2 separate regions of the Mus musculus genome follow, and region 2 is linked to region 1. A link is a loop called in an ENCODE intact Hi-C map of the cell type or tissue named here. Cell type or tissue: heart. All regions are shown on one strand. Each heading gives the region's core, and the rest is flanking DNA. Links, peaks and the distances in the headings are about the cores only.

Evidence for each region. A loop is a pair of places that touch in the nucleus more often than their neighbours do. Peaks named below come from ENCODE experiments on the same cell type or tissue, not always from the same donor. Only the 100,000 strongest peaks of a DNase experiment are listed, where the experiment ranks them.
Region 2: it touches region 1 in a loop (11-fold over the local background); 19 of 42 quality-filtered maps call a loop at or near these places.

Annotation. Positions count from the first base shown.
Region 1 is chr2:11,997,926-12,006,271 of GRCm38, forward strand. No RefSeq gene overlaps it. Among named protein-coding and RNA genes, the nearest start is that of Gm34768, 100 kb to the left of the region's middle. In heart, for the core only: a CTCF peak has its summit at 4,519 (motif pointing right); no DNase peak of the experiment used is centred there.
Region 2 is chr2:12,384,762-12,393,107 of GRCm38, forward strand. Mindy3 (MINDY lysine 48 deubiquitinase 3) reads right to left here. Exons shown (of 15, transcript NM_024185.4): 9 at 1,848-1,918. Among named protein-coding and RNA genes, the nearest start is that of Mindy3, 31 kb to the right of the region's middle. In heart, for the core only: a CTCF peak has its summit at 4,487; no DNase peak of the experiment used is centred there; H3K27ac peaks cover 462 bases.

The sequences.
Region 1 (8,346 bases), core at 22-8,021:
TTAACCAATTATATTTTTCAACATAAAACACAAAACAATAATCATATACCAAAAACAGACAATAGACAGACAAGAAATAAAACTTGGGGTTTCAAAGGGACACAAATATCCTATCAAAGCTAAAAATATCTCCATAGGAGCCAGAGCAGGACGTCTCCCGTTTTTATTCTGTCCCTAGGAGAGCTCTAACTTTTTTTTTTTTTTTTTTTTTTTTTTACTTATTTTTCTGCGCGTGCCTTCTTTTTCATTTCTCTCTGTTTCTGATATGCTTCCCTGGTGCTCCTGCAAAAGTCATTGCCCTTCCTTAACAGCTAGCTCACATTTCTTGTCCTGGATAAAGCGTCCTTGAGGTACTCACTTATCTACGTGAGGTTCTTAGCCCCAAGGTCGATCCACAAGTTTATCTACACTTGCTTTATGATCTTATGTGTCTGCCGAGCTACCCCCAGCAGATACACTCTTGTCCAGGGTGATGAAAAATTAAGGCAATAGCATAATATCAAGGCTAAGAAAGAAAGCAAGCAACACAACCCCAACGACAATTACCGGACCTACTGCGTAAGAAAGCATACCTCTCAGAGACTCACATTAATTTCCTTTTACTTACGGGTACCCCTGTTCCCCAGCTGAAGAGTTCTGAATCCATGCAGTTGAATCCTTCTCAACTGTCTGTGTTGCGGGAACACTTCATTACCACCGTTCCCCAGCTGAAGAGTTCTGAATCCACGCCGAATCCTTCTCAACAGTCTGTTTTACAGGAACCTTTATCAACCACTCCTTCCCCGCGATGCAGTTCTGAATCCTCCCTGTAGCAGGGGGTCTTCACTCATGCCTGAAGATGTTTCTCGTCCCGGGATTCGGCACCATTTCTTGCACATGCTCAACTGGCCAGGAAGAACACGCTGCAACAGGATCTTTTTGCACACGTTTATTGGGAGAGCATTGATTGCATAGGCGAAAGAAGAACAACAAACAAGGAAAATGATGCTGCTTATATACCCCTCCATGTGACGTGTCAGCTCCTGATTAGCTGCTCACTCATCACCCCACTACTACACCCCGGGATGGGCAGTGACTTGGCATGAATTTACTCTTGCACCCGCGCACATTACTTGTTTACCAGTTAGGCACAGTGGAGGCTCATGATGGCAATTGCTCACGGCTCTCCACATCCCACTATTATTGTTTGAGGTACAATGTGTGCTTTGAGCTTTAGTAAAGTTTCTTTCATGAATGTGGGTGCCCTTACATTTGGAGCATAGATCTTCAGAATTAAAAGTTCATTTTTGTAGGTTTTTTTTGAGTATGAAGTGTCTTTCCCTGTCTTTTGTTTGAAAGTCGATTTTATTCGATATTAGAATGGCTACTCCAGCTTGTGTCTTGGGATCGTTTGCTTGGAAAAAATTTTTCCAGCCTTTTACTCTGAGATAGTGTCTGTCTTTGTCACTGAGGTGCATTTACTGTGTGCAGCAAGATGTTAGGTCATGTTTAAGTATCCAGTCTGTTAGTCTATGTCTTTTTATTGAGAAAATGAGTCCATTAATATTAAGAGGTATTAAGGAAAAGTGATTGTTGCTTCTTGTTATTTTTGTTGATAGAGGTGAAATTATGTTTATGTGGCTATCTTCTTTTTGGTTTCTTAAAAGAAGATTATTTTCTTGCTTTTTCTAGGGTATAGTTTCCCTCATTGTGTTGGAGTTTTCCATCTATTATCCTTTGTAGGGTTGGATTTGTGGAGAGATATTGTGTAAATTAGTTTTTGTCGTGGAATATCTTGGTTTCTCCTTCTATGTTAGTTGAGAGTTTTGCTGGATATTTTAGCCTGAGCTGACATTTATGTTCTCTTGGGATCTATATGACATCTGCCCAGTATCTTCTGGCTTTTATAGTTTCTCATGAGACGTCTGGTGTAATTCTCATAGGTCTGCTTTTATATGTTACTTGACCTTTTTCCTTTACTGATTTTAATATTCTTTCTTTGTTTTGTGCATTGGTGTTTTGATTGTTATGCGATGGGAGGAATTTTTTTTCTGGTCCAGTCTATTTGGAATTCTGTAGGGTTCCTGTATGTTCATGGGCATCTCTTTCTTTAGGTTAGGAAAGTTTTCTTCTATAAGTTTGTTGAAGATATTTATTGGCCCTTTAAGTTGGGAATCTTCACTCTCTTCTATACCTATTATTCTTAGGTTTGTTCTCATTGTGGCCTAGATTTCCTGGATGTTTTGGGTTAGGAGCTTTTTACATTTTTCATTTTCTTTGACTGTTGTGTCAATGATTTCTATGGTATCTTCTGCACCTAGAGTCTCTGGTGATGCTTGCATCTATGACTCTTGACCTCTTTCCTAGGTTTTGTATCTCCAGCATTGTCTCCCTTCGTGATTTCTTTATTGTTTCTATTTCCATTTTTAGATCCTGGATGGTTTTGTTCAATTCCTTCACCTGGTCGATTGTGTTTTCCTATAATCCTTTAAGGGATTATTGTGTTTCCTCTTTAAGGGCTTCTACCTGTTTAACTGTGTTCTCCTGTATTTCTTTAAGGAAGTTATTTATATCCTTCTAAAAGTCCTCTATCATCATCATGAGGTATGATTTTAAATACAAATCTTGCTTTTCAGGTGTGTTGGAGTATCCAGGACTTGCTGTGGTGGGAGAACTTGGTTCTGGTGATGCCAAGTATCCTTGGTTTCTGTTGGTAAGTTTCTTGTGCTTGCCTCTTGCCATCTGGTTATCGCTGGTGTTCGTCGGTCTTGCTGTCTCTGACTGGAGCTTGTCCCTCCTGTGGGCCCCTGAGTCTGTGATCTTAAGTGTGTCAGCACTCCTGGGGAGACCAGCTCTTTCCTGGGTGGGGTTTGGGTTGGGAGAGCCGAGGGACAGTCTTAGCTCTGGGGTGCAGATGGAGACCTGAAGGATCCTGTCCTCAGCTCCTTCACTGTTCCTGTGCCCTCCAGCCTGGATTCTTTCAGACTTGAGAAGCTGCTCTGTCTTAGATTTTGGTTTTCTTTCTTTTTTTTTTTTTTTTTTGTTTTTTTTTTTTTTTTTTGGAATTATATAAATTGGGGCGATGGGTGTCTTATTGATTTGCCATCCTTCAGAGATGGTGACTTAACATTTTTGGGAGGTGCCATGGTGTGTCGTCTTTCTTACCACTTGTGGAAAGGACTATCTGCTTGACTCTGAGCTCTCTGGAGACTGCTTCTTCATTCTGGTTCTGTGGTCAGAAGCTCCATGTTGACTTTGGCAATCACAGGGATGTTTGCACCACAGAAATGGGCAAGGCTACAAGCCAAAGTGGCTTCTCTGGGAAAACTGATTAAGTTTTTTTTTTTCCTTGTATTCCTGCCCTGATTATCACTTCACGCCAATGAGTGAGGTAGGAAAATAATTTAAAAGTCTCTTTTTTTCCTGTAATACTTTGGCAGTGGTGTTAATATGTTTATAGTTTCTGACAGCTCCCATCTTATGGGTTGAAACACCTCCTTTTTGTGTGTCTAATACTCAGATTTAACTTTTTTAGTTTTGAGAATTTTGTGATCACACATTTTAACAGGTCTTCAGACCTTAGCACAGCTGACTCTGCGATAGAAGTATTATTCAGGCCATAAAGCACAGCATGCCTACTTACTCCATCAAAGTCCACACTTCTGGGAAAGTCTCTAAATGTACCAACTTTGCTTTTTTTGGCTTCTGTAGTTCCTCTTCTAGTTAACTGTTCTTGCTAATTGAAGTATGTCAGCTCAGAACAAGGTTTTTCTGCTTCAAAAGCTCACCCTGGGAAAGGTTTGGGCTGTACTGGGGTCCTGAACAACCAGTGTAGTGGTTGGCCTGGTAATGAAGTCTTTCTATTGGCTTAAAACAGTGTCGGAGTAGTCGGTGTATACCCTGTGACAATTTAATCTCCACTTTCCTCTTTGGATCCTTCCACATCCTCTCAATGTGTCCCCTCCCAATTTCATGTCTTTTGATTTATTCTTTAATTACCCACTAAATCCAGTTATTTCTGTGTATACATGTGTGGGTGGTAGAGCATGGAATCTACCCCTGGATACATCTTCGGAGCAGAGTGAGCCCCTCCCCAGCCACTATCCAGTTGGGGTCAGGGACCATCCTCCATGTATGCCAGAACTGTGGTTGGCTTAATCTTGTGCAGGTACCTTCCGCTTCTGTGATTTTGTGATTGCGATAGTCATATCCTATTCAGGGGGATGCATACGGTGTGCTTTTATATAGTCTGTGCCACAAGTCCGAAAATTAAAGTAAATAAGGTTAGAGGTGTGACTTTAGTGGTAGAGGGAATTTGATTCCTGCATGAAGGCTGCCATGGCTTCCATCTCTAGTACCAGAGACGACGACGATGATGACGACGACGACGACGACGATGACGACGACGACGACAACAACAACAACAACAACACAACAATAACAACAACAACAACAACCAAAATTAACAATCTATGTTTTTATTTCACCTTGCATTTTAGGACCTTCTTGAGTGTCTATGTATTACCTAAGCGTGTCCAGTAGGTGGTGCTAGTATACCATTTTTTACGTCAAACTTCAGCCTTGGTTCTGGAATAGTGTGAAGAGGAAAACTCCTTTGTCCTTAGCAGTTTACAATCCAAATCATGCTTTCTACTTTTTCTTATGCTCTAAAATTTTGTACCTGAGCAAAACGCAGATTTTTAAACACAGAGATAAAGTTCATTGGGAATTTATCTTCACTTTCTCTCCTTTGGGAATCTGAAGGCTTCTGTTAGTATAGTCTCTCCAGGTTTTACCATTTGGAGGAACACAGGCATCCTGCCACAAATCATTCACATTCAAGAGCACCTGTGTTACTCTGAAAACAGAACCGAGACTTCCAAATCTCTTCCTTTAAATAAAAGAATCAAAATAAAAACACCTAGTCACTGAGGCTACAAAATTGATTAGGCAAAGGAATGAACGAGTAGCTCTCTGGTGTTGTTTTTCTCGACACCCCTGGGCCCATGATTGGAGCTATCAAGCAAGCATCGCTAATTTGTTATTTTTCTTCATTACTATTTCAGAGTACAAATAAGAGTAAAAGAACACACCATACCACACACACACACACACACACACACACACACACACACACACACACACCATGCTCCTTATGTAAAATACTATCAGATTTGCATCCAACCCATGCAGATTCCTTTGCAAACCTCCAGTCATCTCTATGATACCCAGGGCTCCTGAGAAAATAGAAATGCTTCTTAAATGGTTGTTTCTTTGTATTCTTCAGTGAAAAAAGACTCAAACAAACACATGTTCAACACAGTCATATCTTTTGGTAATGTATTTCAAAGTCAGTTTTATTGTTTTTAGATATGAGCCTGCATGTGGGAATGTGCATCTTGTGAGTACAAGGACCTCCAGGAGCCAGAGGCAATAGATCTCCTGCAGAGGATTGTTAGCCACTGGTATGGGTGCTGGCAACTGAATTGAGGTCCTCTAGAAGAGCAGTAAGTGCTCTTAACCACTGTCTTAGTCAAGGTTTCTATTCCTGCACAAACATCATGACCAAGAAGCAAGTTGGGAAGGAAAAGGTTTATTCAGCTTACACTTCTATACTGCTGTTCATCACCAAGGAAGTCAGGACTGGAACTTAAGCAGGTCAGGAAGCAGGAGCTGATGCAAAGGCCATGGAGGGATGTTCTTTACTGGCTTGCTCATCCTGCTCTCTTATAGAACCAAGACTACCAGCCCAGAGATGGCATCACCCACAACGGGACCTCCCCTCTTGATCACTAATTGAGAAAATGCCTTACAGTTGGATCTCATGGAGGCATTTCCCCAACTGAAGCTCCTTTCTCTGTGATAACTCCAGCTGTGTCAAGTTGACACAAAAGTAGCCAGAACAGCCACTGAGCCATCTTCCCAGTTCCATGTATTTGATCTGCTGTTGGTTGAAGCTCAGTGATATTGGAGCTGGAAGACCGAATGTGCTGAGGTTTGTCTGAAGCATCCTTTCGTTGATACATGCCTCTACCATATCAGCTTCTCTACTATTGCATCAAACACCCATGGAAGAGGCACTCTTGCTCAAGTGTGAGGCATCCTTAGATATTTCGTAACAAGATGTGCTGAAAATACTGTCATGCCAGACACTTTCTCTTCATATTCCCTCATCAAATGTAGCAAGTTATTCCTCACAGCAGTCAATGCCCTAGCCGTGTTAGGAAGCATTACTCCAGGAGTTTAAGAAGCCATTTAAAGGGTAATTAACCTCTTAGAATTTCCGTTCTCTAAAAGCCCACAAGCAGAATGATAGGCTCTCAGAAGGCACCTATTCCACTTTATTTCCAGTATTCAAAATAGCCCTTCAAACAGTGGTAACACATTCCTGCTTGCTGTACATGAGAGTACTGACAGTCTCCCCTTCTCTCTAAAAATTTTAAATGTCAAATATATACACAGAATGGGACAGGGGGGTGATCGTGTTAGTTAAAACAACAAGACTCTCCAAAGATCCATGTCTTTGCAGAAAAGGGGTTAACCCAGACGCAATGCACCCCTGTCAACCAAGGGCAGATTTACTGAGGTCAACCGAGGCAAATGGGGTGTTTGCCAAGTCGAAATGGAAAGGATTTCCTGCAGCACTGAGACACAGGAAGGGAGGACAAGGACACTATCAGCACAGAGTGAAAGGCAGCTGCTGGCAGGTGTGTGCACAGTGGTGGGTTTTATGTGGTGTTAGAGTGGCCTTTGTGTGAGGTTGTGGTTCTGGCCTTTTCTCTGAGGTCATTCTTGCAGTCAGGTAAATGTATACAAGAGCTCCTTCTACACAATGTTATAACTTCCCTCCCTTCTCCCCCTCCGCTTAATTGGTTCTGATAATGTTCCCAGATTCTATTGTTGTAGTTTAACAATTACTAATTCACAACCGGTCCGAATCTTATACATTTCTTGTCTTACACCTCTCTCTCTCTCTCTCTCTCTCTCTCTCTCTCTCTCTCTCTCTCTTTCTCTCTCTCTCTCTTTCCCTTTCTCTCTCTGATTATTTGAAGCAAATCTCATCACTTCAGGACATACTCCTGGACTTTGTTTAAATACAACTCCACCATGTTCACACTTGAAAATGACCATTAGTGATTCCATATGACATAAAGTAGCTAGTTGGGGCTCAAATGTATACAACTGTGTGCTAACATTTTAGCGATTCATTTGACACCCTCGTTGAAATAAAATCTACACATTCCAACTGCTCAAGTACCTCTTGACTATTGTTAGAGTCATTTTGTGTATATGAGTGTTTGGCCTGCAAGAACATAGGCAGCACCAGTGTTTGCCAGGTGTCCTCAAAGTTCAGGAGAGGGTTTGGCGCATCTGGAACTGGAGTTACAGATGTTTATAATCTGCGATGTGGGCCTGGGTCCTCTGGAGGAGCAACCAATGCTCAAAACCACTGAATAGTTAGTTCCCTATGGCCTTCCCCCACCCTTGGTGTTTAATTATTGAAACAGAATTGGATTGCTTTTCTCATAGATTTTGTGAGTCTGAATTTTGCTGATTATGCTTTATGTTAGCATATTCCTGTACTGATGTATGTTCTGAAAACTGGGATCAGATTTTGGTCATATTTGTGTTCATAGATACACAATATACATATTATTCCCATGAATGGCAAAGGATGAACTCTGGTACATCATTTAAGGACCATTTTTAGCCAAGGTCTTGGGCCACTATGCCGTGACAAAGACTGAACCATTCTACAACCTGCACATATATGTTATATATGAGTTCTACAGCCTATACATAGGTGTTCTACATGACTTCTATAGCCTGTATGTACATGTTCTATATGCCTTTTCACTTTGCTCCACACATACTTTGATGACCATCGTGAGGGAGAATTTTCAGATTATTTGCTGTGTGGAAGTCATTCTAAGCCCAAACCACGTCCCTGTGTGTGCGGAGCCTGGCAGTCCCTTGTTCTTTCTCCACTTGGTAATCATTTACTTTGGGTTCCATGCATTGCACTGGAGTCCTGGAGGTTTAAAAGTCTTTTTATTTTTATTGCTATCTCTAATTAATACAAAATAAACAAGGTATTCTTCCATGTTTCCAGGCTATTTGGCTGAATAAGGAGAAGACAGACCAAAGTGAGAGCTAATTACTCTAAAGAAGCCTTCAGAGAGAAGCAAGGGACAAGTGATTTTCTCACACCAGGCTGGGTTTGTAAAACTCGATCTTGTAAACCTTGGTCTCAGGGAACAATTTGTTACAAATACAACAAGACAAACCAAAACAAACAAGAGACCAGAATTCCATAATTCTCTTAAAAATCTAGTTTCACGTTTGTTCTCATTTAAAATTCAGAAT
Region 2 (8,346 bases), core at 255-8,254, 390 kb after region 1:
ATTAGAATAATCCTGTAAAAGTCTAATACCATTGGGGAAGAGATTTAAAAAAAAAGAGTCACCATAGAGGAGTCATTCCTCACAAATAATGTGAAAGAGGAGCTGGGGCAGGCTGCAGAGATGGCTCAGCCCTCAAAGGCTAGGCTCACAACCAAATCTGGAGAGTAACTGAGGAAATGTCAGGAAATACTTCTTCTGACACAACTTAAAATCAACCCAAGGGACAAGTCAACCATTTATGTAACGAGATGGGAGACTGGGAAATGGCAGACCCCCAATGTGGCTGGAACGGGGCAATGGAGGGAACAACACTGACTGAGAAGATAGGATCCAGTTGAAGATTTACACAACATGGCTATGGGGTTTAAAAGAGAACCAGCCCCCTGAGTACACATATCTGAGCACCTGGCCCCCAGTCAGGGGTGCTGTCTGGGAGTTTATCAAATCTTAGGAGGTAGAACATTGCTGAAGGATGTACATCACTGGAAGCGAGATTTAGAGGTTATAACCTTTGGCCCACTTCCTGTTCTCTCTCTGCTTCCTATTCTTCCCACCATAGAGTGTAGTCCCTGACATGATGGACTCTAACCCTCTGGAGCTATAAGTCAAAATAAATTCTTCCTTCTCTAGTTTCTTTGGTCAGGTTATTTTATCAGAGCAACAAAAAAAAGTAAATGGAAAAATCCTTTAAAAATCTGTAACTTGGTGACAAGTAAAGTGTGTGTGTGTGTGTGTGTGTGTGTGTGTGTGTGTGTGTGTGAGAGAGAGAGAGAGAGAGAGAGAGAGAGAGAGAGAGAGAGAGAGCCAGCACGCGCGCATAGGTGCATACTCTTCTCCAGGATAGATGAGCATGTGTATGTACTAGAAAGAGGAATCTCAGTTTAAGTCTCTGATTGCCAGGCTGTCTTAGAATAGCATTAATTTATAGAATTAAAAATCTCTGAAAAGGGAGGTATTACTGTTGTGCATAGTCACTACTTACAAGGTCAGAAGAGATCCTGTACTGCTCTTACATCTCTGTTTATGGCAGAAGATGTCATGAGGAAGGAATGATGTCTGACAGACAATAACAGAAACAGTAATGTGTGTGCATGCACATGTGCCTCTCCCCACACACACAAAGGAGAAAATGCTTCTTTAGATTGGTGTTTGTTTTGTTTTGGGGGGGTGTTTTGTTTTGTTTTGTTTGAGGCAAGGAGGGAGGGCCGTGGGAGGGAGGTTTCAAGACAGGGTTTCTCTGGGCAGCTCTGGCTGCCCTGGGACTTGCTCTGTGGACCAGGCTGGCTTTGAACTCAGAGATCCACCTGCTTTTGCTGGGATGAAAGCTGTGTACAACCACCACCCAGCCAAGACACTTGTTAATGTTACTAAAAATTGTCACTGTCATCAGAACCACTATATGATATAAACATTCTAAAATGGAAAAAAAAATCTACAAATCTACATCATCCTTTGTCTAAGAATATGGCATCTTTTAAGTGAGAAAACTGATGTGAGCTTCATGTAAAATATTGCAATATTTAATAGCCATTGAGGACTGCACAGGTAGGCACCTCAATTACAACAATGAAGGTTCAAGGCGAAACAGCTTAATAGCATATTTATAGTGAACCATGTATATTTCTACTTTATATAGTATTTTGTTCTTTGCTCTGTCACTCACTCCCTTCACAGGAAAGCAAGTACAACTAGCCGCCTTCATTTCTTAACACTTAGTTTGGGTTGGGAGCTCAGCAAGGAAGTAAGACAGTGATGAGTGGTGACAGCCAGGAGCTGAAGTTAATGACCATCAGAGTGAAAATACTGTCCACAGTGTGGGCATATTCAAACCCCTCAAGACAGTTTACCTTACAATATCGTAAAGCTTCCATTAGTGTTAAGAATCCTACAGCTGCTTGTTCATGGATACCGAGAAGTTCTGCAAAAAAAAAAAAAATAAAATAAAATAAACAAAACCAAATTCAACACTGCATTAGTATATGTAAGTCTGAGTCATGTGTGTGCATATATATATGTGCATAAATATATTTATATTCAAACCATGGCAAAATGTTTCTTTCACCTAAAACTATCTTTAAACCTCTGCACGTATTTACTAAGATGTCAAATCAATGATAGTATGTTCCTGGTCCTTGTTATGCTGTGTTTGGTTGATGTCCCTGGGAGTCCTGCTCTTTTCTGAGGGAAAGTGGATGGGGACGTGGATCTGATGGAAAGGGGAGTTGAAGGGGAGAGATTGAAGGGGTAGGGAAGGAGAGGAAACTGTGGTTGGGATGTAGTAAATAAAACAATAAAAAAGTTAAATCAAATAATCATGTTATCACTATTTATTATAAAATGATACCAGGTAGCTTTGTACTGGGTAAATGTAATGGTTCAAATGTAGATTAAAACTATTTATAAAAGTATTTAATGTTAATTTTTTAGTTAAGAAAAAAATCACTTGGTAACCCAAAGACACACACACACATACACACACACACACACACACACACACACACACACACACACAAATACACACACACACTCATATTCACATGTGTGTGTGTATATATATGTATATGTGTGTGGACATACATACACATATACAAACATATATACATACACACACATATGTGTATGTATGTATGTATGTATGTGTGTATATATATATATATATACACACACATATATATGTATAGTATATATAGATATCTATATATGTCTATATATATATGTATAGGATATATATATATATCCACATACACACACACACACACACACACATGTGTCTCTCTCTCTCTCTATATATATATATATGTATAGGACATGGATATATATATATATATATATATATATATATATCCACGTAATATATATATCCACGTATACACACACACACACACACACACACACCTCCATAAAAAGAGGTAACTTGACTGACCCTTATTTTCTAAAAAAAAAGAGCTTGCTTGTTAAATCATAAGTATTAGTATTTATTATGGGATAATGGTGACCATAACTAAATAGCACTTAAAACATAATTTTTGCTTCTTTCTTTCTTCTTCCTTCCTTTTTCTCGCTCTCTTCCTTCCTTTTTGTTTGTTTTTTTTTTCTTTGTATTTTTGTTTGTTGTTTTTAAACACAGGGTTTTTCTGTGTAGTCCCAGCTGTTCTCAAACTTGCTCTGTAGAACAGTCTGGCCTCAAACTCAGAGATCCATTTGTCTCTTTCTTCCCAAGTGCTGGGACTAAAGGTGTACACCACCACTGTCTGGCAAAACATGGATACTTCAAGCTACTCCTTTCTATTCTAAGTGAAAGCAGCCAGTGTGCTTAAGGCTGTGAAACAGTGATGACTAAGACATAGTCTCTGCCTTATAAAGAGCTGACGAAGGGCAAAGAGAAATGATACAAGCTCTCTACATATGTACATACACACACTCACACAGAGTAGAGTGTGGCAGAACATGTTTCCATGTCAGGGAAGAATGGCAACATCTGAATTTAATCTGATGGTATATGTAGAAAATTCTAAGACCAGAGAAGACAAGAAGAAAAATGTAAACCCAAAGATAAGAAAGAATGAAAATTAACATACTCAGGTAAGGAATGAAAATCTGCCTGAGATTCCTGGTTTTTCAACATGGGGCTTTACAGTGTTGCACAGGACAGCTCCAAACCCTTGACTTCAAGGGTCCTTTCACCTTAGGCTCCTCTGTACCTGGAACCACAGGTGTGTGACACCACATTCAGTTCCTTAAACCCATAACCATGGCAAACACGATAAACAGTGATTAACTGGAAGGAAGACTTCAAGAAAGATATTCTGGATTTGTGTGAAGGCTGAGCATGACTTCACTTTTATGCAAACTGTGACTGAGCTACTTTGGGGACTTCTAACTGGAGACAAGCAGCTGGCAGTAGAGCTCAGAAGCACAGGCTGGGCCAGCCTGGTGAACACTAATGGGCCACCAGCAGAAGGCTAGACTCACTGACGTAAGGTCAAGCAAGTAGTAACCCTGCAGCTGACGCAGCACAGTAGGTTCTGATACAGACACTACGCACTCACAGGCTGGCACTCACCTGGGCTGGCAGGAAGGCTTTCCGTATACTGACACTTAAAGCTAATGTAAGTAGTAAGTAAGTAAGTAGGACCATAAACATAGATTAAAAAGCTTTTCTCAATTCAACTTCAAATATGAAAAACATTACTATCACAAGTATATCTACTATCTACAAGGAAAACCTCTTTGGAATTGTCCATAAACTTTAGGAGGATTAATAGTATAAAATAAAAACATTTGAGTCCTTGGGTTGCAGCCACCAGGGTTTAGGAGTACAGCAAATAGCAGATAGGGTAGAAATGATATTCTATGGTTAGCAAACAGCCTGTTTCCTTTCCTCTAAACTGTGAGCAGAGGCAAATCTTCCTGTTAAAGAAAAGCACATTATGTTGAGAACCAGGGTCCACAGTCTAAAATGCATTACCACCACCTAGTGTTACAGCCAGATATTACACCATGGATTTCCATGGGGTTAGTCAAGTGTCTACAATGGTTGGTTTAAAATATCATGCTACTAAATACAGAAAATTAGACCTCCATCTATCTTAGTGATGAAGTATTCAGATCTGGTGGAGAATCACATGCTCATATCTGGCTTAGATATTACTTTTACTACGAGCTGCCTCAGAATACTATGTAGCTGAAGATGGTGGCCCTTGAACTCCTGATCTTCTACTTCTTCCACATGGAGAATACTACTATGACTAGCACTGGATGATAATATTTCAAAATGCATTATTCTCATACCCTCAAGCAGAATATAAACTTAATATTATTATCATCTTAGATTAAGCACAACAGTAAAACTAAATCTAATAATTTTTATACCAAGTTGTGAAACAATATTTTCATATCATTTACAGAACTTACTTACATTGGATTTTCTTTAAAAGTCTCAGTCTTTACTTTTTGCTTACAAGAAATTGGCAATTTTATGACTATCTTGCCATTGCCTATATTATCTCATAACAGAGAAATGAAGAGTATCCAAATTTCCAATTGAATTTTCAAACTACTGGTTTGATTTTTTTTGTTGTTTATTTGTTTTTTTTTTGTCTTTTTGTTTGTTTGTTTGGTTTGGTTTGGTTTTGGTTTTTCGAGACAGGGTTGCTCTGTGTAGTCCTGGCTGTCCCGGAACTCACTTTGTAGATCAGGCTGACCTCGAACTCAGAAATCTGCCTGCTTCTGCCTTGCCTCCCAAGTGCTGGGATTAAAGGCGTGCGCCACCACGCCCGGCTACTATTTAGTTTGATGGCAAAGAAATAAAACTTTTTTTTTTACCAAAAGGTAATATACAATTTTATCTATAATTCAAAATAAACGTTGTATATATACTATACAACATAACCTGAAATATTCATCTTTTTCAAAAAACCAGGAGAAAAGAGAAAGAGAGAGAAAGAAATATCACCTAAGCCAGATACTTGAGCGTGGTTCTTGACCAGATCTGTGCACTTCATCACCAAGACAGATGGAGCCTCATTTCCTGAATTTAGTAGCATATTTTAAATGGATCATTGTAGATATTTGAAAACTTTTTGCCTCATATACATATTTGAGAGACGACAATACTTAGTCTATTCTCGGTAGTTTTCAAGTAGAGACTAGTCATTACCTACAGTCAGTTTTACAATAGACTTCTTAAACTTGTTACTTTTTACTGAAATTTTCCTCCAAGGCCACACCAACTCCAACAAGGCCACAGCTCCTAATCCTTCTACTCCCTCTCAAACCGTTCACCAGCTGGTAGCTAAACAAGCTAATCTCTGAGCCTGAGGGTCATCCTCACTTAAACTATCATGTAAGCCAACCTGATTTGGACTGTTCCTTAGTTAACCAAAGTTGTCTCTTCCTAGGTGAGGCTAGGTTGTGTCAAGCTGACAATAAAAACTAACCAGCATATCATTTACATTTATATTCTGGATGTTGTTTGAAATATACAATCCTGTTCAAGTTAAGCATACATGCACACTTACACTACAGAATGACCGATTATCTCAAATGTGGATTTAACTAGGATACTAACTTTACCTAACAATCTGGCTCTAGCTAATGTGTTGTAGAAGTAGTACAATTTCAGGACAGCAGCATTTCTGATTTACTAGTTCTGATAAATCATAATTTAAAATGATATTACTTAGTTATAGAAATGATCATATTCCTTAGAGTTTACATTTCCATATTTTCCACTTATCTTTAAGCTAATGACCATCAACTATTGCTTACAATGAATCATCAAATAAATGTATAAAAATGATGAATGGACAAGACATAAGAAAATATTAGACATTTGAAGAAAATACTAGAAAGTATTAGTTTTATCTGGGGAGTTGATATGGGGGAAGAGCAACCAAATCCTAACTGACAAAAAAGTTCAAATGATTGAATATTATAGAAGTGAAACCCTTGGGAAGAAAAGATATCACTAAACAAAATTTACTTAAGAAAAGGTTGGGATAGGGGGTGGGGGGGTGGGTATGGGGGACTTTTGGGATAGCATTGGAAGTGTAAACGAGGGAAATACCTAATAAAAAGAGAGAGAGAGAGAAAAAAAAAAAAAAAGAAAAGGTTGGGAGAGATGCCCTGAATTGTAAAGAACTAAAGGACTTCCAGAGCCTCAGACACTGTGGTAAGCCAGCCCTCCGCCTACAACAGCAGATGATGAGCAGAGGCAGTTCCCAGAGGACAGCACAGCTGCAGGCTTACACGTGAGCAAAGGCCTGAGCTCAGGTTCATTAGGACGCAGAACAAATGTCAATTAGAATGTGTAATCCCTTGTCAAAAGCTGACTAACTTTTAAAGATGGACAGTGTTCAGTCATCACCAGGATACAGAGAAAACACAAGTCTACAGTCAGAAAGATATATTGATATTTTAGGGACAAAGTTGCCATAAATTGTTAAACAGATATTCCTAAAAATGGTAAATCTTCTGAGTTAAAGTATTATCCAGGATTAAAAACACATGCTTTCACAAAACCTTGCACGTAGGTGTCCCTGACAGCATTACTCCTAACAGTCAGGTAGCTATTTCAAATGTCCAGCAATTGATGATTGATAAAGATGTATGGCTCACCATACCCTGCAATATCACTTGCTCATCAATATAAGGAAAGAACTGGTATAGGAAAACACTGTTCAAAGTGAGGGAAATTTGATACAAACACCAGTGCCATATAATTCTATTTATATGAGTTGTTGGCATGGAGCGGATGGAAGTAAGGGGAGCTGATGAGACCAGGATTTCTTTATAAAGTTAGAAAACTATTTAAGTTTTGATTTATTCTACATTTCAACTGAGTGGCATGCATAGTATATAGAAGAGATTTCAATAAAGTTATTACTAAGAAAAAGTTCCTTAAAACACATCTACTTTAGCAAGTCAATCGTGCATGAACATTGAGTAGGCTTGCCTCACACAGTGTTTCTTACAGGTCTGTCTGATAGAAGTCAAACTGGAAACTACCCACATGCTCACCAAGGTAAAATGCTCAAGGCAAAAGATACACATGATGGTTCAAACACCAAGCAACGTTAATAAATAAAGGTGGAAAGATGCCTTGTCCATACTCCACTCAACATTCCCAGGTCACACCTAAAATCCAAGTTCTCCTCACCGCCAGAGGAGTGATCGTTGCTAGGTTAATGAAACAAAACAGACAACGGCAACAAACAACCCCCAAACCTAAGAGCCTTACAAGTGGGATCTGCTCCAGGCCCCTCCCACTGCCCTCTTCTCATGGAAACTCATGGACGCTTTGCTCCTTAGAGCAACGGACTCACATCTCTCCTCTTTACTTCTGCACATTTACTACACTCACTTAGACCATCGGTAAACTTCCATGAGTGTCCTCAGTTGAATGAAACCTGTTGCTTTTTCTCCCTTGCATATCATTTCTTCAAAGGAACGTCTACTGCCAAGGCTACTTCATGCTCATGTTCCTGTGTCCTGTTGCTCCTATAAAACTGTCTCCTTTCCCTTGTCTTCAATGCTAGGCTGTCTAGCACTGAAATGTAGTACACAATGGCAGCATATTGGAAGGATCAAACATTGTCAAAATATACACACCTGTTAGGGCTTTCTCGTGCTTTGTGTGTTAATGCAGTACTAAATGCAGTTTAAAATCCTGCTAATTATCCTCACTTCACCCTCACCTCTAAAACGAAAAGTCCTACAAGTTCTACCTCCTGTAGACTCTACCACAGAAGATGTTCTATACAGAATAAGCAGAGGCTTTACCATGGTCAGATATCCTGGTAGTTTACTTTCTGATGCTTCACTTTGAGCAAATTAATAATCATC